Linked DNA regions of Homo sapiens: region 1 is linked to region 2. Evidence: chromatin loops called from intact Hi-C (ENCODE). Cell type or tissue: PC-3. All regions are shown on one strand. Each heading gives the region's core, and the rest is flanking DNA. Links, peaks and the distances in the headings are about the cores only.

Evidence for each region. Hi-C counts contacts between places; a loop is a spot of excess contacts. Peaks named below come from ENCODE experiments on the same cell type or tissue, not always from the same donor. Only the 100,000 strongest peaks of a DNase experiment are listed, where the experiment ranks them.
Region 1: a loop joins it to region 2, with 2.9 times the contacts of the local background. A loop is called at or near these places in 2 of 110 quality-filtered maps.

Annotation. Positions count from the first base shown.
Region 1 is chr3:157,787,937-157,800,088 of GRCh38, reverse strand. No RefSeq gene overlaps it. Among named protein-coding and RNA genes, the nearest start is that of VEPH1, 290 kb to the right of the region's middle. In PC-3, for the core only: no CTCF peak of the experiment used is centred there; a DNase peak (open chromatin) is centred at 5,078; H3K27ac peaks cover 670 bases.
Region 2 is chr3:157,849,892-157,862,043 of GRCh38, reverse strand. No RefSeq gene overlaps it. Among named protein-coding and RNA genes, the nearest start is that of SHOX2, 250 kb to the left of the region's middle. In PC-3, for the core only: no CTCF peak of the experiment used is centred there; a DNase peak (open chromatin) is centred at 5,863.

The sequences.
Region 1 (12,152 bases), core at 3,323-7,322, 61 kb after region 2:
GCTATTCCCATCAAGCTACCACTGACTTTTTTCACAGAATTAGAAAAAACTACTTTAAATTTCAAATGGAACCAAAAAAGAGCCTGTATAGCCAAGACAATCCTAAGCAAAAAGAACAAAGCTGGAGGCATCACGCTACCTGACTTCAACTATACTACAAGGCTACAGTTACCAAAACAGTATGGCACTGGTACCAAAACAGATATATAGACCAATGGAAAAGAATAGAAGCCTCAGAAATAACATCACACATCTACCACCATCTGATCTTTGACAAACCTGACAAAAACAAGCAATGGGGAAAGGATTACCTATTTAATAAATGGTGTTGGGAAAATTGGCTAGCCATATGCAGAAAACTGAAACTGGACCCCTTCTTTACACCTTATGCAAAAATTAACTCAAGATGGATTAAAGACTTAAAAGTAAGACCTAAAACCATAAAAACCCTAGAAGAAAACCTAGGCAATACCATTCAGGACATAGGCATGGGCAAAGACTTCATGACTAAAACACCAAAAGCAATGGCAACAAAAGCCAAAATAGACTAATGGGGTCTAATTAAACTAAAGAACTTCTGCACAGCAAAAGCAACTATCATCAGAATGAACAGGCAACCCACAGAATGGAAGACAATTTTTGCAATCTATCCATCTGACAAAGGGCTAATATCCAGAATCTACAAAGAACTTAAATAAATGTACAAGAAAAAAACAAATAACCCCATCAAAAACTGGGCAAAGGATATGAACTGACACTTTTCAAAAGAAAAGATTTATGTGGCCAACAAACATATGAAAAAAAGGTCATCATCACTAGTCATTAGAGGAATGCAAATCAAAACCTCAGTGAGATACCATCTCACGCCAGTTAGAATGGCAATCATTAAAAAGTCAGGAAACAACAGGTGCTGGAGAGGATGTGGAGAAATAGGAGTTCTTTTATGCTTTTGGTGGGAGTGTGAATTAGTTCAACCATTGTGGAAGACAGTGTGGCGATTCCTCAAGTACCTTGAATTAGAAATACCATTTAACCCAGCAATCCCATTACTGGGTATGTACCCAAAGGATTACAAATTCTGCTATAAAGACACATGCACATGTATGTTTATTGCAGCACTATTCACAATAGCAAAGACTTGGAACCAACCCAAATACCCATCACTGTTAGACTGGATAGAGAAAATGTGGTACATATATATCATGGAATACTATGCAGCCATAAAAAAGAATGAGTTCGTGTCCTTTGCAGGGACAGGGATGAAGCTGGAAACCATCATTCTCAGCAAAAACTAACACAGGAACAGAAAACCAAACACCACATATTCTCACTCATAAGTGGGAGTTGAACAATGAGAATATATGGGCACAGGGAGGGGAACATCACACACTGGGGGTGTTGGGGGGTGGGGGGCCAAGGGGAGGGATAGCATTAGGAGAAATACCTAATGTAGATGGGTGCAGCAAACCACCATGGCACATGTATACCTATGTAACAAACCTGCACGTTCTGCACATGTATCCCAGAACTTAAAGTATAATTTAAAAAAAAAAAGTGAAAAAAGAAGAAGAAAAAAAAAAACAAATCCTGTACCCCTTAACAATCACCTCCCAAATCCCCATCCCTCCTAGGCCTAGGAATGAACAAACACACTAATCTGCTTTCTGTCCCTCTAGATTTTCCTGTTTTGAACATTTCATATCAATAGAATCATATAATATGTTCTCCTATGTGATTGACATCTTTCACTAAGCATAATGTTTTCAAGGTTCATCCATGTTGTATCATGTATCAGTACTTCATTTATTCTCATCACAGAATAATATTTCATTTTATGGATAGACTGCATTCTGTTTCTCCATTCGTCAACTCATGGACATTTGGGTTGTTTTCACTTTTATGTTAAGTTTTTGTGTGGACATAGGTTTTCATTTCTCTGGGGTTTATACCAGTGAGTAGAACTGCTAGGTTATGTGGTAACTCGGTGTTTGTCATTTGAGGAATTGCCAGGCTTTTCCAAGGTGGAGCCAGGGGAAAGGTTTTAGTTGGTTTTCTGGAGTGAGAAGGCAGAGGCAGAAGGCAAGATGAAAGTAATGCTGTTTTCCTCTTAAGAAGGTCAAAGGTAATCAGAATTGGCAGTAGCCATCAAGTTGTTGGTAAACTTTCTGAGAGCCTACCATGTCAGAGAGGATGAGAGAAGCCAGAGCTGATATGCCAAAATGTATAGCAACTTTATTTTACCAGATGAACATTTCAAAAATGAATTTTTAAAGCTCCCTTTACTGATGTAGGCATTTCCAACATGAAATGTAATTATAAACTCTAGGCTAGAGCTAGAGCCAGGGAGAAAGAAACCTAGAGCTAGAGAGAAAGGAATTGAGTGTGAGTTGAGAACATGAAGCCAGTGAGAAAGAAAGAAGCAAGTCTACAGCAAGGAAGTACAAAACTTGGTCTTGTGCATGACGTTTCTACCTTCTGTGAGGTTTAAACCATTGTGCAGAAAGGACCATGATAACCTAGTGACAGCTTTGATGTCATCATTATCTCTCTATCCATCTCTTACCCATCTCTCTGTATGACAACATTTTAAAACTCTACACCTTAGTAAAAGATCAAGTATATAGTAGGTGTTTAATGAAAATATGTGGCTGGGCATGGTGGCTCATGTCTGTAATCTCAGCTTTTTGGGAGGCTGAGGTGGGTGGATCACTTGAGGTCAGGAGTTCAAGACCAGCCTGGCCAATGTGGTGAAACCCCGTGTCTACTAAAAAATACAAAAAAATTAGCCAAGTGTGGTGGTATATGCCTGTAGTCCCAGGTACTTGGGAGGCTGAGGCACGAGAATCGCTTGAGACCAGGAGGCAGAGGCTGCAGTGAGTCAACTCTGACTCACAACTGCACTCCAGCCTGGGCAACAGAGTGAGATTCTGTCTCAAAAAAATATATGTGCACTCAATGAATTAATAACTATGTTTATAGATGAATTTGTTGAACAAAGATACATTTTATTCATAAACTGATTGATTTTGAGGAGTAGTTATGTTGAAATTTTTTACCCACCTTTTTTCCCCTTAAATTAGAGTGGGTAGGCTTCTTATTACACCAGAGCTTTCTTCCTAAGATTTACAATTTATTTTTAGTCATTGTTTAGATATTTTGAAAATGGAGTAGGTCCAAGTCAACTTAACTACTTATTAAATGACTACTCTGTGTAAGACACCACATTAGGCACAGGAGAACATGAAGAAAGTGACACTTGTTCTGTGTCCTCAAACAACTTAAAAAAAACTAGTAATATTTTTGTTCCAGTTTTAAATTTGAATCATAGAAAAATGATTAAAAATAAGGCTGTGGGTGAGTATGGTGGAAGGGGTAGACATTGTACCAGCTGTACTCTGCTCTTCCTTGGATTAATCATCATCCTGGGTGTTATCTAAGCAGAACTGTCTATCTGAGGTTATACCACTTAGGTCATAGAAGCCTTGTTTTTCATGGGCCAAACAGAACCAGGTTCTATGTCAAAAGTTTACTAGTAATAAACGATGATAACATTATTAACAACGTGGAGGAAGCAATTCAGTGGCCTGGCTTGTTGTTTATTGATGTTTGCACTGTGGACTGGCACTGTTGTATATATTTTTGTTTCCATCTTATTTAGAGCACAGAGTGACAGGAAATTAATATTTGTTAAACAAACATATGAAGGGCTATTGACAACTCTTTTTTTTCACTCATTTACAAGTTTGTAACAATAACATTTATAAGAGCAAAAAACTTTTTGTGGATGATCCCTGTCCATGGCCTGAAAATACTTCAGGGAGGGAGCAGCAGCGGTGTACCAAGGTGGTGGCTTGGGGTGGAAGTCAGAAGAGCCTTCAGCCAACATATCCATCACAGCCTCTGCAGGCACTGGAGCAAGACCAAAAACATTTCCAAATGGTCCTCCTTAGTGTTCACATTTTCCGAATCATAGGCTTTCTATGGGGTGAGAGTGCCCATTTCCTTCACAGGTGGAATGAGTCTTCCTTTCTGAATTTTGAATAAAATACAGGACCTGAATGGTATCTACATCAGTTAACATTTTTAAAACAAAAAACTGTCCCTCTAGGGTTCACCATATCTGTCTTCTTTTCATCCTCCTGATTGGGAAAATTAAGATCAAAGACAGACACAGGCTTACTTATCATACCCACCCAGGCACATGTGTATATGCACACACTCACTGCTCCTCCATCACCCAACACACAGAGAGGAGACAGAGAAAGTAACGGGGGTGGGGGGGTGTGGAATGGGAAACTATTAGACTTACTTGGCAGTCTTTTTGTATCTGAAAAATTGCAGTGTCCATATCTGACCAAGGCCATAATGGTACCCTAGTTCTAATCGCCAGATTCCTCATTTCATTTCTCAAAGATTTAACTTCTGAAAGACTCAGACGTTGGATAACATATTTTTGAAAGGAGACAGTTTTAAAATAACTACTTAAGTTATTTAAAGATTGTTCCCTTTATTGTTGGACGTTGAGCACAAGGAACTTCAATCTGAATTGCTGTGGGACATTTTGTTTTATGCTACTGTGCAGGAGAATAACAAAATTTTAGTTTAAGACATAGTTGGAATTATTCTTCAAAAATCTGACAGCTATGCACCTACAAATGCCTTGCTTTAAATAACCTTCAGAATCAGTTCTATTATTGTTCACTTACTACATGCTATTAAAAAAAAATGGAGAAAACTAGTGGTAGCAAAATACTGAGCTGACTGTGGGCCTGAGACATGGAATTGCTGGCACTGTGTGGTTCTTTTTGTGAGATCCACAAATTTTAATTAAGGTCCACAATTGCACATCCTTCTATTCAAAGTAATCCAAAATACTTCCTTAGTTTTATAACTCAGTGACTTTTTATATTAGCACTTTTAGATTGACCATGCATATTTCCAAAGTTTGGTAGAGATTAGAGCTTTAATAAGTCATCCAAATATCTCCTTGTGAGACTACTATGTATTTATTGTTTCCTTTTAAAAAAAATTTCATGATAGAAGTGTACTAGCTCCAAGAGGCTGTGAGTCATCCTACTTTAAATAGTAGCGGCAGAAAGAAAAACAAAATACCTTATTTACCATTGGTGATTTCCAAATTGTTGTGTCTTCCAGATGACTTAGAGAGGTTAAATTACTACAATGAATACCATTTTGAAAATATGTTTCTGTTGGTATCCAAAGGCATCAAGTTAAAATCTTAGTTTCATGGAATTTTAACATAACCCACATTTTGGGAGAAGAAAATCACAAAGGTTTTTCATGTACTGTTATCTCAAAACCCTGCAATGTTAGCTGACCACCAGCGTTGTTTTCTTGGGGGTAGATAATGTTTTCCAGCTGTCCCATTACCACCTCTTCCTTGTTTCCTTTATTTGGGCCACCACTTGCTCTTCACTGTAACCAAATAGTCGAATCAGTGTTGACTGTATTGCTATTATAGATTAAAAAAAAAAAAAGAACGAGCTGAGTTTATATCATGGAGCTCTCTATCAATTAGAAATCAAACTCTGAGCTCCCAGGTGACTATCATCAAGGCCTAGAGAAGGATACCAGCCACAGGGCAAATTGCAGAGGGAAAATTCTTTCCTGAAGTACAGAGGTTCTCATAGCTATTAGTTTTAACCCTGCTAAGTCAATTATTTATTGTGAATGTAGAAATGGAATTATAGCAAATGCAGATGTGTATATGAATTCCAATATTGACCTGCTTTACTCAATGCAGAGTCATGAAAAGGGACAATTGCCTATCAAATCCTCATACTACAATAGAACTTTCAATATGTACCCAGAAGGGCAGCCCTCCCAATACTCTATATTGCCTTTTAAAGCAATAGGAGGCTTCTTAAGTCTCTCACAGATTTAATAAAACCTCCATCAAATTTCTGTTGCTGTAGCCCCAAACAATCAAGTCTCAAGGACTTGCGAGGCCTCACCTGGATTTGCGCGGCCCTGGAGCCAGACGGAGTTTTTATTAAACCTGATCTCACACTGTTGGAGATGTCGGTGGAGTTGAGCGAATGAGCAACTGGAGCCGCTCCATGGTGGGACAGATCCAATTGGCAATCCTCTGCGCAGGCATCCCCCAGCACTGCTTGCCTGTTGTATGTTGCAGTGTTTACATAGCGTTTTCACAGAAGGATTCATTTAGGATTAACTTAATTGAATAAACACAAAGCTGCATAATTTATGGACCAAAATAGTTTTTCCTGGTTGGGTTGCTGACTAGCATTTCCTTTCTCCCTAATGGAATATTGTAAAGCCCCCATATTGTTATAATCAGAATTTCATCTTTGAGTTGATTCTGTTCTTTTGCATAATATGATTTTATTATAAGCCAGATGTATAAATAATTGCTCATAAACAGAGCTTTTCCTTCAAGCAAAGTAATGGAAATATATGTATGTATATATACACACAGATGTGTGTATATATATATATATATACACAAATATGGCTTATGTTTAATTTTTTATTTTTCTAATAGAATAAATCCAGTAGCAAAATCTTTTCATTATGTGGATTATACTGAATTCTTGTTAATGTTTCCCCCAAAAAAGATAATTTAGGAAAATAAATACAGTGGCTGAGATTTTGCTAATGAGATAGGATAGAGTAAATGCTGGGAAGATGTAGTGATTGCTTTGGGGCCCCAGAAAATTAGCCATCATGGTACTTCCCTATTTAAGAATCCATAATAATTCCCTGTTGTCTGTTAAATCAAGTTTGGACTGCTTTACTTGTATTTCAAGTGCTTTCATAATCTGGCTTCACCCTACCTGTCCAGCCTGATTAACCCTGCTCATTACTACATGCCTTCCATTAGGGATTGGTGAGCAGTGATAATCACTCCCCATGGGCACCACATATGGCCTCATACCTCATTTGCTGAAAATGCATGATGGTCTTTGCACCTGCTCTTCCCTCTACTTTGAATGCTCGCTCAACTTTTTGTGCCTGCCAGTTGAAATGTTAGCTATTTTTAAAGGTGCTGCATAAAATCCATCATCTCAGGATGAGAAGGAAACTGACTACTCAGTCCTACAGTGAACTTCCACTTCTGTGGTAGGTTGAAAAATGGCACCCCAAAGATATGCCTAATCCTCATCTCTAGAACCTGTGAATATTACTTTATTTGAAAAAAAAAAAAAAACATCTTTGCAGATACAATTAAGGATTTTGAGATAAGGAGATTTTCCTGGCTGATCTGGGTGGGCCCTAAATGCCATCACAAGCATCCTTATAAGAGAAATGAGAGGGACATTTGACACACAGAAGAGGAGGAGGCAAGTGACCGTGGAGGCAGAGATTGGAATGATGTCGTCACAAACCAAGGAAGGCCTACAGCCACCAGAAGCTGGAGGAGGCAAAGATGCAATTCTCCCCTGGATTCTTAGTAAGGAGTGTGGCCCTGATTTTGGATTTCTGGCCTCCAGAACTGGGAGAGAATAAGTTTCTGTTTCTTTAAGCTGCCAAATTTGTGGTAATTTGTTACCATAGAAAATAAATACACCTTGTTTGGAGAGTACTGAACGTTTACTCTGGTACAGGTAAGAATCTAATAGTTCCCTGATGCTTCATATGTAGCTGCTCTCTTCCCAAATAGATTATAAATTCTTGGTAGGCTCTTAGAGGTAACTGGCACAGATATGGTCATAGAATATCACTGAATTCTTTTATAAGTATTGGTTATTTTTAACATACTGGAAGAGACAAGATGCTGGTTGCCTCGCAGTGTTCTGTTGGCAATTGATACTCTTGCTTCAGGTAAATAGTCACCTCTAGAATGTGATTGTGGATCTAAATAAACTGTTTTCTCTTAAACTGTCTGTTGCAAAAGTATAATAGATGTAAGTATTTGATATGTCTTTGTTATCTAGTCCAGTCTCCTCACCTACAAATCCCCTGTGTGGTAATTTTTTGGTTCCCAGGGTTGCTGACACACCTGCAGTCCATTTTCATCTGTTACAGAATGTCAGCATTGTGGCTGGCTCTCACTCAAATTTCTCCTCTTTCCAGAGGAAAGGGTCTAAAGGGTTTATGAGGTTGGCAGTGCTATACCTCGGCTTAGCATTCTGGGCTTATGCAACTACAATGGGGTTAGCAAAATTAGCAGGCACAAGAAACATACAAGGCCAGACCTCATGAGGCCAGCCTGCATTTCCCCTGATGTCCAGGGCTCTCTAGAGCAGAACTCACAGTGTCTCAACATTGGAGCATGGAACATAGCTGCATAGCGAATGAAGCTCAATGTCCTGACCTGATAGTCTTCTGACAATCCTTTAAAATAACTCATTTATAAGGAAGCTAAATTTTCAAGAATGAGTTCCTTCAAATTAAATATTTTGGAATCCATTTTAGTTTGGCTGTTCACAGTAACTTTTATTTGGTCACAAATGTAACTCATGGTAGAAAGTGTAGGCTGGTTATGCCTGGTTCCAACCTTGAGAAATTTAGAACCTCTTCTGAGGTGTATCAATATTTAGAAATTTGAATTTCAGAGGAAAATTTCACCTAAATATTCATCTACAGGAGATCTGAACTAGGCTCTTGGTTCACCGCAAGACTAGTCTCTGGAGACAGAGATGAAAACATTTGATCAAATTAATTTATAACTGCATTTTCAGGCTGTTAAATAGTAACCTGTTGGTTATTCTAAGGGGAAACTTCAATAATAATTCTAATCAAGGGGCTACGGGTATCAAAGTAACTACTGCCTTCCTGCCTGTCTCTATGAGGACAGTTTAAATACTGTAAAAAATAATCAAGACCCCTTTCTCTACTCTTTAATAATATTGTCCCCAAGTGGTACTATTGGTAAGCCTGAGGGCAAATCTCAGGGTATTCTTAGCATGGTTTCCCAGAGAGGGATTCTGTAAGCCAAATCCCCTTGATAATGAGACAAATAGTTTTCCCTGATTTACTGCTAGCCAAAATGTGTGCATTTAAATCTAGGTAACCATACTCATTGTAGCCTTTTTGTTAATTTCTCTTAGGTTGAAGAAAGCCCTTACTAAAGGGAGTTCTTTAGCTGCAAAACTATTTAGATCCTTTTCTGAGTGGTGGCTCACCTGGCTTAACTCTTCAGATACAGTTAAAGTAGAATGGACACAAAGAAAAGTCAATCTAATTTACAAAAAGCAATAACCTGTGATAACCAAATTCATCCAATTGGCTTTTGAGTGTCTCCTCAAAGTTCTAAATTAACTTTCTTTTCAACAAGCTGCAGGTCCGAGTCTCTCCATCTGTTACTCCATAGGATGAGCAGGTAGGCTATAGGCTTACTAATTTTATCACTAACCAGGACCATATTCAGTATAACTAAATTGAAAAAGTTTAAAAATAATTTTAGACACTTTGTAGGGTTTATTGGTTTATCAATGGCTTTTGGATCATATACAGGAACTGTCAGTTAGGCATGTCATCTGATCTTGATCTAGCCTTTTAAAGTTTCTTTTAGCGTTTGTCTACATACCACATCAAAAATCACAGTGGGGAAAGCGAATTCCATTTGTAAGTGGCATGAAAAAGGGCTTCCTCCATATATATACGCATTTCTAATGATTTTCTGTGGTTCAAAGATGAACTGGATGCTCCCTACCAAATGCAAACATACTTCACATTCTGTTGATCCCAGAATGTCACCTAGACTTAATATTGCCTTTGGATTCATGGATGACTTTCTACAGGAGGCAATGCTTTAAGGGTGGCTTTGTCAGGCAGATAAAATGTCAGTGAGCTCTCGGCAGAAGGAACAGCACATTTATATGTAGTTTGGAGACAGCTTGACACCTTGGGGCACTTTAAGTGGTGCCTCAGAGCCAATTGTAGTTCCAAACTATAGTCCTAAACTCAGCCTGGGAAGCTCTCAGCCTGCAGCTTTTGAGTGAAAGTGTGTCAGTCGCTTGCTTTTCAATTCAGAGAATTGCTTTGGTCTCTGCTGTTCCTTTTATGTCCTAAAACTGCCTTCACTTCCATGTGGGTTCCCTGAATTTGGTTCCTTTGCCTTCAGACAAGCACCTTTCTCCTGGCTGGTCTTGGAAACAACAGCTAGCGTGGATGTCTGCCAGGATTTTTATCCAGCCTTTCCCCAAAACAGTCTCAGCTTTCACTGGATTCCTTTCTGGGGGCAGCCTGCAGGGAAGTGACACCAGCTTCTGTCCCAGGCTCCTGGCCCAGATCTTGTCCTTTTTGTATGACTAGGATGGGGATCACTGGTACCCAGGATGCAAAACCAGAGTGGTAAGAAAGGGCCAGATTGCTGAGGCCCTTGCATGGTACATTAAGGTATTTGGAGTCTATCCATAGCTTTGGTGAGCCACTGGGTGAATTTAAGTAGTGGAGTGAGATGATCAATATCCATTTTAGAAAGATGACCTTGGCGGTCTGGAGGAAAGTGAACGAAGTGGGGAATAACAGGAAGCTATGCCAATACTCAAGTTAGAATTGAGGAACAAAGGTAATATCAAAGAGGTTAAAACAAGGAAAGAGATTCAAAATATTTTAAAAGGTAATGTTGATGAGAATTGTTGACTTGGATTTAAAAGTAAGGGAATGGGAAAGAGAGAGAGGTTAAGAAAACTTGCAGGGTGGTGGTGCCATATTACTTGTAATCAGGATCATAGGAGGATGATCAGGTTTAAGGAGAAGTTAATGGGATAACAATGGACTTAGTCATAATATATCTTGAGTGTGAGTCTTCTATGAGGAATCCAGGTAGAACAGCCCAGTACACAGTTGAGACTATGAGGAGAGACGGTTAAAGGTAAAGGCCTATGAGTTGTCATTGGCACCCTAAGTTGTGGTAGAATATTATTCAGCTCTTGATAATTATAATTACTTAAAATGATAATTACTAAGTAGAATGTGAAAACATAAAAAGAACAGGGTAAAAATTGTATCTATTTTGTGACTTCAACTATATAAAAATTGTGTTTATAAACAGATAAAAGTAGGAAAGGGAAATAGAAAAATTAAACAGCAGATTTGTTAAGATGGTGGGTTCTTTTAAAATTTTTCATATTCTGCCTCTTTTAAAAAAGAATTTGCAGTGTCATAAGACTCCATTAATTTTCTAAAAAAGTCACTTCTGTGGTTATAATATTTTTCATGTAATACATTTAAATTGCAAGGGCTGCTGGGTATGGGTGTGAAAATATTAATATGAGATATCATATGAGAAAGTACTTTGTAAACTTCCATGTGAATGATTATTACAATATGAACATGATCCTTTTTCGCCTGTCTAAAGAAGTGATATTTTCATAGTTAGCTTCTAGTATTTTGTGTTCTAGATGTTTGCGTTAGTATACAGATTCTCTACATCATTCTGAAGATCATAGCCATGGAATTTCCTGAAAATTTATAATATGAGCAAAACACAAGTAAAAAAAAAAGGCTTTGATGAAATTTGCTTGGATTATCAGACTCATTTATCGAGAACCTCTATATGCTAGGGGCTATGCTGATGACTTAGGAAAAGAACAAAACATACTCCCTATCTTCAGGAATCTTAGAATTTGGTGTAAGAAATGAAAAGTAAATAAGCAATTATTCAGTGTGATGAATGAGATCAAGGGAGCTTACCAGAATTTTAAGGGAACACATCAAATAAGGCACCAGAGGCTTTCCAGAGAAGATGGTGTCTATGATGAGTGTTGAATAACATGGAGAAGTTGAGTTAAGGACTTGGGGAAAGTACCTTCCAGGAAGGGGAAGGCATCATATGCAAACTCTCAGAAGTAAGAAAGTGTGACACATTCGGGCAACTCGTAGAAGCTTTTACTTTGGCTATTCATAGAGCTGGTATAGAGGGCAAGTGATGCTGAAGATAGAGGGCAAGTCCAGATGGTCTTATTTGCTATGCTCAGAATATTGGACTTGGTCGTGTAAGAAGTGGGGAGTCGTTGGAAGACTAGCAAAGGGAGCAACATAATTAGAAAAGTTATTCTGGATGTAGTGTGTTGAATGATTGGGATGGACCTGGAGGGAAGCCCAAGACCCCTGTAGCTGTTGCTATGATGCAGAAAGAGAATCGTGAGCCTGAATCGGGTAAGCAGGACTGAAGAGTAGAAAATGGAGGTGGGAGCTATTCATGAAGAGGAATCAGCAAC
Region 2 (12,152 bases), core at 3,882-7,881:
AGGTGAAGAACTGAGATTGGCTCACATTTAGGAGACATAAAAAACAAACAAAATAAAACTTAAAGCACCAGAGATCCATTCAGCAGGAGAAGACACATAATGAGAAAGGTTATAAGACCTGAGACCAGCGAAGGGAATGGCAGCAGATGCAACCCTCATATGTCGTCCTTTGGGCCCATGTGCATTGAGTGGAATGGCAATTGGTGTGGCCTTCACAACAGAATGTTCTTTTCTGTCTCTGGTGTGTGGCTGAATTTGCTCAAGTTAAGTGACCATGTGTGTAATATTAGGGGCACAGCTACCATTTATTGACCAGACCATGCTTCTGAAAGAATTAGGAGGAGGAGCCTAAAATGTTTTAGCGGCAAGATTCACTGTTTTAAAAATTCAATGCTATGGGAAGCATTTCCCCTTCCACCCTTCTTCTGCTTCTATGTCTCGTTTGGAAAGCAGCCAGTACACCCTCTGATTTCTTCCCAAGGCCAAAGAAATGCCAATTCAGCATTGAGAGCCATCAGGAAGTGATTGAGAGGCTGGCAAAATCCCAGATCTTATGTTTAGGACTGAACAGTGTGAGGGGGGTCTTTTTATTTCTCACAGAGAAATGTGAAGACATTGTATTCCTCAAGTAGCAAACATTGCAAAGGAATGGACATGTGGATTTAGATGTAGCTCCTGGACTAATTTAATTTGGTTATCACTGTTCACTTTTTGATACAGGAGACTCATTTCTGAGCATCTCCTTTGAACTTTTAAAGACAAGAAAATCCCAACAGTTTCCAGCTTTCACCACAACTATTATCACATTCCAAACTAATGAATCTAAGTATGAAGAGAGGGTAAAATTTTAAGGAAAAAAATCTAAAGCCTTTAGACAAATTAAGATCTTAAAACATAAAAGAGTGAAGAAAATTAAGTACGTGCTCAGCCTCTCGGTTTTATTTTGTATTGAATGGAGTTAATATAAGCCCAGATAAAGCTGGGAACTAAAATGCTTAGGTTGTGGAGCTTGTTCAGTAAAAAAATTGGAATTCATAGCTGGATTCTCAAACTTGGCCACAGAGGTTGGTCCTTAGGTGAGCCGGGGAGAGGGGAGTTCAGCCACTTAGCACAAACGCCACAGATGCTCAGTCTTCTGCGTGGGGCACTCATCTTCTCTCTGATGCCTTCCTACCCCTGCCCTTGCTCTAGGCCTCTATCCTGCTATCCCTATTCCCTTCCAGCTCTTACCTCACTGTTAACCAATCACTCTAAACCATTAGCCAAGAATAGCTTAAGGTGTTTTATCTCCCATTCAATAATTCAAACTTCCAAGGATTGACTCTCAAAAGGAAACTTTTCAGGTATGAGGAAAGACATTTTGAGAGAGGGAGCCCCGCCCCCCCCCCCCCCGCCCAGCTTATAAAAACTACTGTTGGGCAACTCATTCTCCTTGCTATCACTCACAAATAATTGGTTTAAAAAATGCTTCTTTGCCAGAATATTAAACTCCACAGGGGCAGAGACAGTACTAGTCATTCTGTCTCTAGGACACAGCGTGGTGTGAAAAGTGTGCTCAAAGATGGAAACGGAGGAAGGTTTTAGAGTCAAGGAATGGTAGAGCTAGGGGGCTACTTGGAGTTTGTCTAGTGCTCCCTCTCACCACAGATGAGAACAACGAAGACTAGAAAAGATAAGGGCAACTGAGAGTTTTTGGCACCATGCTGTGTAGTATTCCAGGCACGCATTACTTTGTTATATAATTTCATACTTCTAATATGTTTTTATGGTTAAAATTTTTATCCTCATTACAGATCAGGAGACCAGGTCTTCTAGAGGGTAAATAACTTGCCCAAAGTCATGCAACTGGCCAGTGACAGAGCTGGGATTTGAAATCAGATCTGTCTGATTCTAATGTGTATCTTCACCTTGTCTCAGCCACCTGTCTCCTGGGAAAATGTTTTGGGATAAGTAGCTGTCCAGGCCCAAGATTGCAGAGCTTATTAGAGGCAAAGCCAGCATTAAACTTGACATTATTTGACTCCAATCCAGTTTGGGGTCACTGATTGGCTGTAAGTAACTCTTTGGGATGCCATAGTTGGCTCCATTATATTAGTTCATTTCAAACACTGGTCTGGCCAGTAACAATATCTCAGTACAATAGCTACCAGAAGAGGCCTTATTCCACGGCCCCTCTCTTCTGCTGTCATGGGAATGAGCTCACATTTCTGACCACCCTAGGTTTTCCTTCTCTTTAGGGGTTTTTCCCAATGACTTGTATGTCTTCACTCATTCTTCAGCCTTTTCTTCTCTGAGTTGGCAGCTGTTCTGGAAGAATGACTTTGCTCTTGCAGGGCCTCTGCAAAATCCTTGGCATAAGTTGAGAATGATTTCCAAAAAAAAAAGATAATCATTTTTGTGTTTTCTTCTTTGTGTTCCATATAAATTTGGCCGGGCTGCTTGAGAGATTAGCAATCTGATCATGTTACCTACCACCCATCTTACTGTCACTGTTCCCCACTGCCCAAGGCCTTAACAGGACGTGCTTCTTGTATGGGCTCACTCTGCTCCCCAGGTTTATTCCCCTATGCTTTCTGCCATGTATCCCTTGCTTCATCCATAAGAATTTCCTGATTTTTCTATGCCCTCCTATGTCTATATGCCCATCATTCCTTCTTCTCTGATGGGTAAATTCCAGCTCATTTTTCAGAATCTAGCTCAAATGTGTCACTTTTCTAGTGCCTCTCTCAACTCCTGCAGGGCAGTGCTAGTGACATCTGGGTTCTCTGTAGAGTACTTTGCACAAATCTCTCTGATAAGGGAAGCAGCAGGGTAGTAGGCTTAGGAGCATCTATTTTGCATTCAAATCCTGGGGCTGCCTCTTTCCAGTTATATGACCTTGAGGAAGTTACTTAACTTCTTAAACCTTGTTTTTTTTTTAATTTAGAAAATAGGGGTAATAATAATAATGCTGCCTCATGAGGTCATTGTGAGAATTATGTTGATGATCCATGTAAGGTGCTCGGTACAGTGCCTGGGGACACAGTTGGTGGTCAATGACTTACACCCTCATTGTGATGTAGCTTTTTTTTTTTTTTAAATGCCTGTGTCTCCTACTAGATTATAAGCTTCTAGAGATCAGGCATTTGAGTCTTTTCCTTCTATGGGTCTTCCCCCTGGTACATAGTAGGAAGAACAGCCACATGGGTGAGTGGTCAGTGCAATTGACAAGGGCTCTGTTCTCAGAAAGGTCCTGTGTTTGGGGTTAACTGCACTACAGTTGCTGTCTTGAAGTTCTTAATAATTTTATCTTTACATTTGTATTTGTCTGGGTTAGTGTAAGTGAAGTCCAATGGGACAGTGAGGTGTGTGTCAGGGGGCTCAATGCCTGGGCTCACACTGCCTTGCCACTTCTCCAGGATGGGCTCTAGACTGCCTGCTTCATGCCTCTTGGTGCTCTGGCCCTGCCTATCCTCCACTTCCCTACTTGTCCTAATACTGCTGCTGCCTTCTGCTTGAGGTACTAACCAGGTCACACTGCTGAGGTAGGAAGACACTCACATTCTACTGTTACTCTGAGCCCTCAGCAGGGCCTGGGCATGGGTAGAGAAGGTTTACAGTTGAATGTGTGCCTCATGGTGTCTTAGATAGGGCAAGGCAGTGGCTGTACCTTTCCCAGGCTGGAAGCTCCATGGTGAATTTGGTGTATGACTCTGTAGGGGCCTCTCTTCCACTACTAGATTCAGGTGCCAGTGCCTCTAGTGCAAAGGTTGCAGTCCCTTGATGGGGATGCCTGTCTGTTATGGATTGGGGTGGCTGGCTCATGGGCAATGGAGATTGACTTCACTGTCCTGGGTGAGGCCTCTAATTTTCATTTTGCAGTGGGTCTGCAAATTACATAGCCAGCTCTGCTTGTAGGTGCTCAACAACAACAACAACAAATGCTTATTGAAGAAATGCAAGGTGAAGAGGCCAGAGAAGGTAGAGTGAAGATAGAAGAGGATTGGGTTCTTTTTCAAAAATCACAAGCCTAGAAAGGCAGATGGCAAGTGAGTAGACTGCTGGAGAGCTGGAAGGGAACATGCTATTTTATAGTCCAATCTAGAATGACATGTGCTTTTCCATGTTCAAATACATATTCACTTTCCTCTTCTTAGTTCAGTTTTACTCACTTCTTCCTTCCACTCACATTATCCCAAGACCCCTAAAATATCTTCTGTTTTTTCCTTTGCCAGGATGAAACAAGGATCTGCATTTGGAAGATGGGCAATAAAGTGATAAAATCTCATTAGAAAGAATTCCTTATCGTGAATATAATAATGGTGCTCAGACATGTTAAGTGCTTTCTCTTTAGCAGGCATTGTTCATAATGAAAAAGCAACGGGTGATAAATTCTCAGCAGCTTTCAACACAGTCTTTGCAGAGAACTTCCCACGGGTGAGGGGAGAGAGGGACTCTGGCTGAGTGCTTTCCAGATCTTTTACTCTGCTTGCAGCAGTTATCTCTCGGCTGTCCTCCATCTCCAACCCCCACAAACATCCAGTCCCTAATTACTGTGCCAGGAAAGTTCACTTCAGCTGCTACGATTTCTTCCTATATGTTACATGACTTTATAAAAGGGGACTGAGGTAAACTAGGCCAAATCATATCATCAAATATTTATTGAGACCCAATGGAATAAAATAACTCTTCACTTGCTACTTCAGTTCTGGAAACACACACACACACACACACACACACACACACAGGCACACACATAGATGAGGCATCAATTTGGTATCATCTTCAGTGTATTCCGACTAGGCGTATGATTTATAGCAAAACATTAATTAAAATTAAATCATTGAAAAATATCAGGGAGCACAGTGGAATTCTTCATAACAGGGTGTGATCTATTGCAGACAATTAGAAGCATACATCAAGTCATCCAATTTGCCTGTTTGGGAAAGGCAGGGTACAAAAGGCAAAAATTAGGAAGAAATAGACCTTAACAGAGGTTGTTCTGCAAGATCCACCATGAAGTTTCACATCCAACAGTCCTCTTTCTCCACAATACTGAATAAGCCTGCAGTTTCACCTCAAAGATTTTCCAACTTGTAATTTTTCAACCTTCTTCCCAGGGTCTCTGCTAGCCTGAGCCACTGGATCTCATTCTGCCCTCCATTCCCTTTCCTTTCTTTCCCCTCCCCTATTTCTCACATTTCTCTTTCTCCCCCTTCTTCTTTTAAAGCTAGGGACAATGTTTGAAATGCTAGATGTGCCATGTACCTCCAGGCTCAGTAGCATTCATGTGCTGCATGTTTTTACATTAATTTATCAAAACACAAACATAGCAAAACCGCAATGCTAATATAAAGTATATACTCTGTCATTTAAAAAAAAAAGCACCCAGTGAAAATACACAAAACAAACCCAGCCAGCATTCAAACTGCTTTGAAAATAAAGTGGGATTTGTTTGCAAGGATTTAAATTGGTAAATTATTTGAATTTCTCCACCCCTGGGTGAATGATTTAGATGGCCTTGACCCCAGCCTGACTGCAGGGATTAATGTGGGATAATGATTGCTGAGGCTATCATTGCAGCCGGCATCATTAATTATCCTTATTGATTGCAGCTTTCAAAGATAAAGCATTATGCTGACTGGAAAATACCCTCTCCCTGCAAGGTCAAGGCTAAAATAGGGAAGCTAAATAATTGCATTACAAACAAAGAAATAAAAATAACCTCTCAGAACATTGTGTAATTAAGATCCAATTACAACGTTTGTTCTTGTTTATAAAATGACAGAGTTCTTCTTGTCAAGTCATTTTCCCGAAAATTGCTTCAGTACATGATAATTGCATTATAGCAGGTAACCAGAAGGGAGCATTAAAGGAAGGATCAGTTTCCTTGGATAGCTGCCACTGCTCTTGCTGTCTGACTCACCTACGAAAGTGTGAGAGCCCTGAGGGACTCGTCTAAAAATACTAATGATATGTTAAATGAAGGGGGTTAGATGGAGGAAGTAATAATTGGGCCTCAAATCCTATTATATTTCTTTTGGATAGTGTAATGGAGCTTAGAGTTATCCCAAGGATGTTATCGCCGACATCTTTCTTTACCCCTTTCTCTGGCCACATCATTTTCATTGCTGTTAGAATCTTGGCTCCAAAGCCCTATTCGGTTGTAAATATCTCTGGTGAAAGAGATCAGTATTACAGCTTCTCTGCTATTGATCAGATTTTGGATTATTTTTTTCTTTTTTAAAACAAGAGGCTTTTAAGGGTAAAACCCAAAGCTATGCATGGTTTGCTGTGCAAAAATATTTTTAACAAATTGCTTATGTTTTTCTTCCACTAAAGGTCTTCTGCTACATGCCCTGAAGCAGCACCTATTAAGGTTTGATTAGAAAAAGGGTGGCCTTGGGTGCCTGGGAGCTTCTGCAGGAGTGGTGAGTCTACTCTTCAGTGGTGAAGCCTATGACCTATGCCAGGCATCGGGCCTTTCGGGAACTTAGTTCCTTCATCTGAGAAAGTGGGGATCATTAATATGATCCTGCCTAAGTCAAAATGAGTTGAAAACTGAGGAGATAACAATAACAACAACAAAAATCTTCTATAGAAATGATTTCTTATATAGTGGGAGTACTTGAATAGAAGATGTTGTCAAAATAAAGGGTAATGCTTTATACTCCCCTTACTTTGTTAAAGGGAGGCAAGGGAGAGAGTGAGTGAGAGCATGCCACCATTCATGACTTTCTTACAATGGGTTAGGCACAGTACTGAGCATTTTAATTATTTCATTTAGTCCTCACAACCACTCTGTGATAGATACTATGATTATTCTTATTTTATAAACAGATGGGAGAAGCTGAAGCTCAGAGAGGTTAAGTAATTTTCCTGCTAACACACAACTGAGAAGTTGTGGAGTAAAGATTCAAACATGTGCCACAGCTAACTATGAACTCTGCTTCTTTTTGATCCATATAGTTCCAGGAAAGACTATAATTCCAGGCCTGCATCTCTGCTGCTTGAACCTAGTCCCCTTTTTCAGCTTTATCTACTAGCCTCATGCATTCTACATTTCTTACTATAGAAATGAAAGATGAGTACATTCTTCTTGTAAAAATTCTGCCTGGTGCAGTGGCTCACACCTGTATTCCTAGCACTTTGGGAGGCTGAGGCGGGTGGATCACTTGAGGTCAGGATTTCGAGACCAGCCTGGCCAACATGGCAAAACCCCGTCTCTACTAAAAATACAAGAATTAGCTGGGCATGGTGGTGCTCACCTGCAATCCCACCTACTTGGGAGGCTGAGGCACGAGAATCACTTGAACCCAGGAGGCAGAGGTTGCAATGAGCCAAGATCATGCCACCGCACTCCAGCCTGGGTGACAGAGCAGACTCTGTCTCAAAAATAAAATAAAATAAAATAATTTAAAAAATAAATAAAATAAAAAATAAAAACATTCACAAAATACCTAAGTTCATAGAATAGAATGTGGAAGGCCTTTAGGTCTTTAGATGTAGCAACTGTTAAGAGTCTGGTGTGCCTTTTTTACAGCCTTCTTTTTGTTTACATAGATGCAAACACATTATTTTTTATTTTACATATAATGGGATTATAAGTTTTATTCTGCAACTTGTCTCATTTCCTTAAGAGTATACCTAAGAGAGATTTCCAAGCAGTATATAGAGATCTGTCTGTTTATTTATAGACTTCCAGTGTAGGAATGTGTAATAATTTATTTAAACTGACTCTTATTTTGGGGCATTTAGGTTGTTTCCAATTGTACAGTAACAGTCAATGCTACAGTGAACATCTGTGTAGATCTATCTTTATGAACATGTGAATATTTCTCTAGGTTGTATTACTAGAAGTCAAATTTCTGGGGCAAAAGATGTACATGTAGATTTTGATAGATAATAAAAATTTGCCTCTCCAAAAGACGGTACCAATCTATGTTACCATAGAATGTGTATATTGTAAAATATGCATTTTTTCTTCCATATTCACAAACATAGGATATTATTAGTCTTCTAATTTTTCAGTCAGTTTTTTGGATGAGAAATTATAACTTTTCTTACAAGTTGCATTTTTATAGTGAGGTAAAATATTTTTATATGTTTATTGGTCATTTATTAATCTATCTTCTTACATAGCAACCATTAAAATACTTGCTTATTTTTCCATTGAGTTACTTAATAGACATTTGTCTTTTTTGTTTTGTTTTTTATTGAAACATCCTAGCATCCTGGCCTGGTTAATTTGCTACTCTTGCCTAAGTCACTGAAGCTTGAGGAAATGATGCAAAGCCACAGGGATAGTTGATTAATATTCTGTAGTGGCTCTGATAGTGCCATAGGCTGTGTCTTTACTAGACTGTTTCTGGCTGTCTAATCTCCCTTTGTTCTTGCTCAAGTTCCAAGCTTTCCATTGATGTGGTGAGCTACCTGATGGCCTTCTAAAAATTCTTTTTGCTTATGTTAGCCAGAGATCATTTCTATTGATTGCAATAAAAACTCCAAAAGTTATAGTAATTAACAAGAGAGTAGATCATAGTCAAAAGACCCTCAAGGAACTGAGGAAGAGCTGGAATTGGTTACATAGCCTGAAGGGGGATGAAGGCAATGGGAATCCTACTGGTATTCAAAGATTTGAATTTGGCAGACCGTGGCAAGGGGTGGTGAAACAACTATTATGATGTAAAATTATTTGAATTATTGCTTGTGGTGATCTAGAATGAAGTGTCTATTGAGGATAAGACTGTGGATAAAAATTTTGTTATTGTCACAAGGTAGTATGAGGAGACATGAGAAATTCAAGACTATGAGTAGGATAGGTGCTCCAGGGCCCTGGGCATCTTAAATAAAATAAATAAGTCAAGTCTCTTAAGTTTTGACTCAAGGCATTGGGGTGAAACTAGAAGATTTTCATGACGACTTCCAATAATTTCATGAAGACTTTCCAAGACTAGAAGACTTTTAGATGAAGCTAAAAGTGTCTTTTATTTCTTGAAACCCAAGGACTAATGTTACTCAATATCAAATAAAGATTTAATCCTTTGAGATGCCAAACGTGTGCCATCAGTTGAATTCATAGCTTAGTTGGATCCTTTACGTGAAAGTAATTATTCAGTAAAAGAATGAAAGAGAACTGGAATAGAGATATACAAGAGATTTCAGATGACTGGATTATGCTGAGCCCGAATTCCATGTAAAGTTCCCTTGTTCTCCAGATTGAGCAGCTTCTCCTCCATGTCAGATGAGGCTATTATCACATTTCCACCTGAGAGAAGTACCTTGTAAAAGAATGCAGGTACTCATCATTCCCTTCTCCATACATTGTCTCTAGTCACATAATTAGATAACGGGTTAGATGCCAGAGTATGGCTTGGGGCTGATTTTAAAAGTGAACAAGTGAGTAGAGGAACTTATATACCAAAAATAAATGAATTAATTAAAAATTCTTATTGCTGTATAATATTCCATTGTGTGAATATGAAACAATTTATTCATTCTACTGTTGATGGACTTTTGGATTATTTCCAGTTTTGAGATAATATGATAAATGCTTTGCTTATGCGTAGTTTCTGGTGAATTGCATTTTTGTTGGGAATACACCAGGGACAGTATGTATGTTTGATTTTAGTAGATAACAGTTTGTCAAAGAGATTGTACTAATTTACATTTTCACCAGGAGTGTTCAAGACTTTCACTTGCTCCATACCCTTCTTTACCAATACATAAAACTGTTGGTCTTTTTCATTTCAGACATTCTGATGGGTATTCTTACTGAGGTTACCTTACCCTGATGACCAATGAGATTGAATACTTTTATATGTTTATTGATTATTTGAATATTTACTCATGTGAAATGTCTCACATGAGGCATATGATCTAAATACCTTAACCATTTTTTGTTTGATTATCTGCTTTAAAAATTGATCTGTAGGGATTATTTACATAGTCTTTTACTTTGTGGCTTGCCTCTTGCCTAATGGTGTCTTTTGATGAATGTTGATTATCTTCTAATTCTGTCTATGGCATCTTTCTTTGTATAGAAATTTAAATTTTCGAGGTACTCAAAACTGATTTTTTTTGTGGTTTGTAAATTTTGTATATTGCTTAGAATGGCCTTTTTCTGCCTCAAGATTTAAAACCTCATTTTTCATACTTTTAATTCTCTTTTTTTTTGAGACAGTGTCTTGCTCTGTCGCCCAGGCTTGGAGTGCAGTGGTGCAATCTCGGCTCACTGCAAGCTCCGCCTCCTGGGTTAACCCCCATGCTCCTGCCTCAGCCTCCCAAGTAGTTGGGACTACAGGCGCCCACCACCAGGCCCGGCTAATTTTTTGTATTTTTAGTAGAGACGGGGTTTCACCGTGTTAGCCAGGATGGTCTCGATCTCCTGACCTCATGATCCACCCACCTCGGCCTCCCAAAGTGCTGAGATTACAGGCGTGAGCCACCATGCCTCGCCTTTTAATTCTTGTATTAGACTTATCAAAAATATGAAATTGGTTGGTGCTACAAAAGATATCAAAAAATATGTATTTCAGAGAATCAACTATAAGTTATTATTATTAGCAAGAAAGTTAATTAAGGTGACCAGACACAAGATCAACATACAGAAATAACTACATGGCAGTTAAATATACTTAGAAAATTTAAATATACTTAGAAAATTTAAATATACTTAGAAAATTTAGTGAAGATAGGATACCTTTATTAATAGAAAGTAGAAAATAGGATACCCTTATCGATAGAAAGTAGTAACTATTACATAGTATATACCTTGGTCTCCACACTCCCTTTTGCATTTGTAACACTCTCTATATAATAAAACACATTCTTATGAACACATAGATCTGTTTTAAAACTCCTTATTCTATTCCACTGAACTATTTGTCTATTTCTGCATCAATATAATACTATTTTAGTTATGATAACCTCTAAATATATTTTGATATCTGGTAAAGCAAGTGCTATCACATTGTTCATTTTCAAACATTCTTGGCATTTTCTCTTTTACATAAATTTAGAATCAGCTTGTCAAGTTTCATAAAATTTTACTGTTAGGATTTTGATTGGGATTGCATTAAGTGTATAGATTTATTTGGGGAAGGGATTTATACTTTTAAGATACTGGGTCATTTTATTTAGAAACTAGGTATACTTCTTCAATTAATAAAATATTCTCTTATGTTTCTTCATAAAGTTTTAAAATTTTCTCCATATAGTTCTTATTCATTGCATGGACATTTTATGCCAGGGTACTTTATGGCATACAACTGCTCTCTATTGATAAAGGTATCCTATCTTCACTAAATTTTCTAAGTATATTTAACTGCCATGTAATTATTTCTATATGTTGATCTTGTGTCTGGTCACCTTAATTACCTTTCTTGCTAATAATAATAACTTATAGTTGATTCTCTGAAATATATACTTTCTGTTATCTTTTGTAGGACCAACCAATTCCATATTTTTGATAAGTCTAATACATGAACATTTGATTAAAATATTTTGAAAGGCCAGGCGCGGTGGCTCACACCTGTAATCCCAGCACTTTGCGAGGCCGAGGCGGGTGGATCACGAGGTCAGGAGATAGAGACCATCCTGGCTAAAACGGTGAAGCCCCGTCTCTACTAAAAAATATAAAAAATTAGCCGTGCGTGGTGGTGGGCGCCTGTAGTCCCAGCCACTGGGAGGCTGAGGCAGGAGAATGGCGTGAACCCGGGAAGCGGAGCTTGCAGTGAGCCGAGATCGCGCCACTGCACTCTAGCCTGGGTGACAGAGCGAAACCCTGTCTCAAAAAAAAATTTTTTTTTAAAGAAAAATAGATCTTAATTAAGAGCAACAGTTGCTCCCCTAACTGCTGGTTTGTCAAAGAGGAGTGCTACATTTGTAGTAGATGCTGCCTGTGTCTGGAATTCTTGATTGGATGTGGAGCACCCCCACATATTACTAATCATCTGCAACCTACATTTGAGAATTACTAAATAAGAAGAGGCATAATCTGTGTCAGTTTGCAATTACTATTTGCTCTGGTAAAATATTTCCTTTTGGCATTATTTATTGAAGCTCTTCCTTTCCTGAATTAGCACAGGTTATTGTAGTTACCTGAATTACCTATAGATTCCCAAATCCTACTTATTCATTCAGCCAGTTATGTATGAGGCTTGTGTTGTACA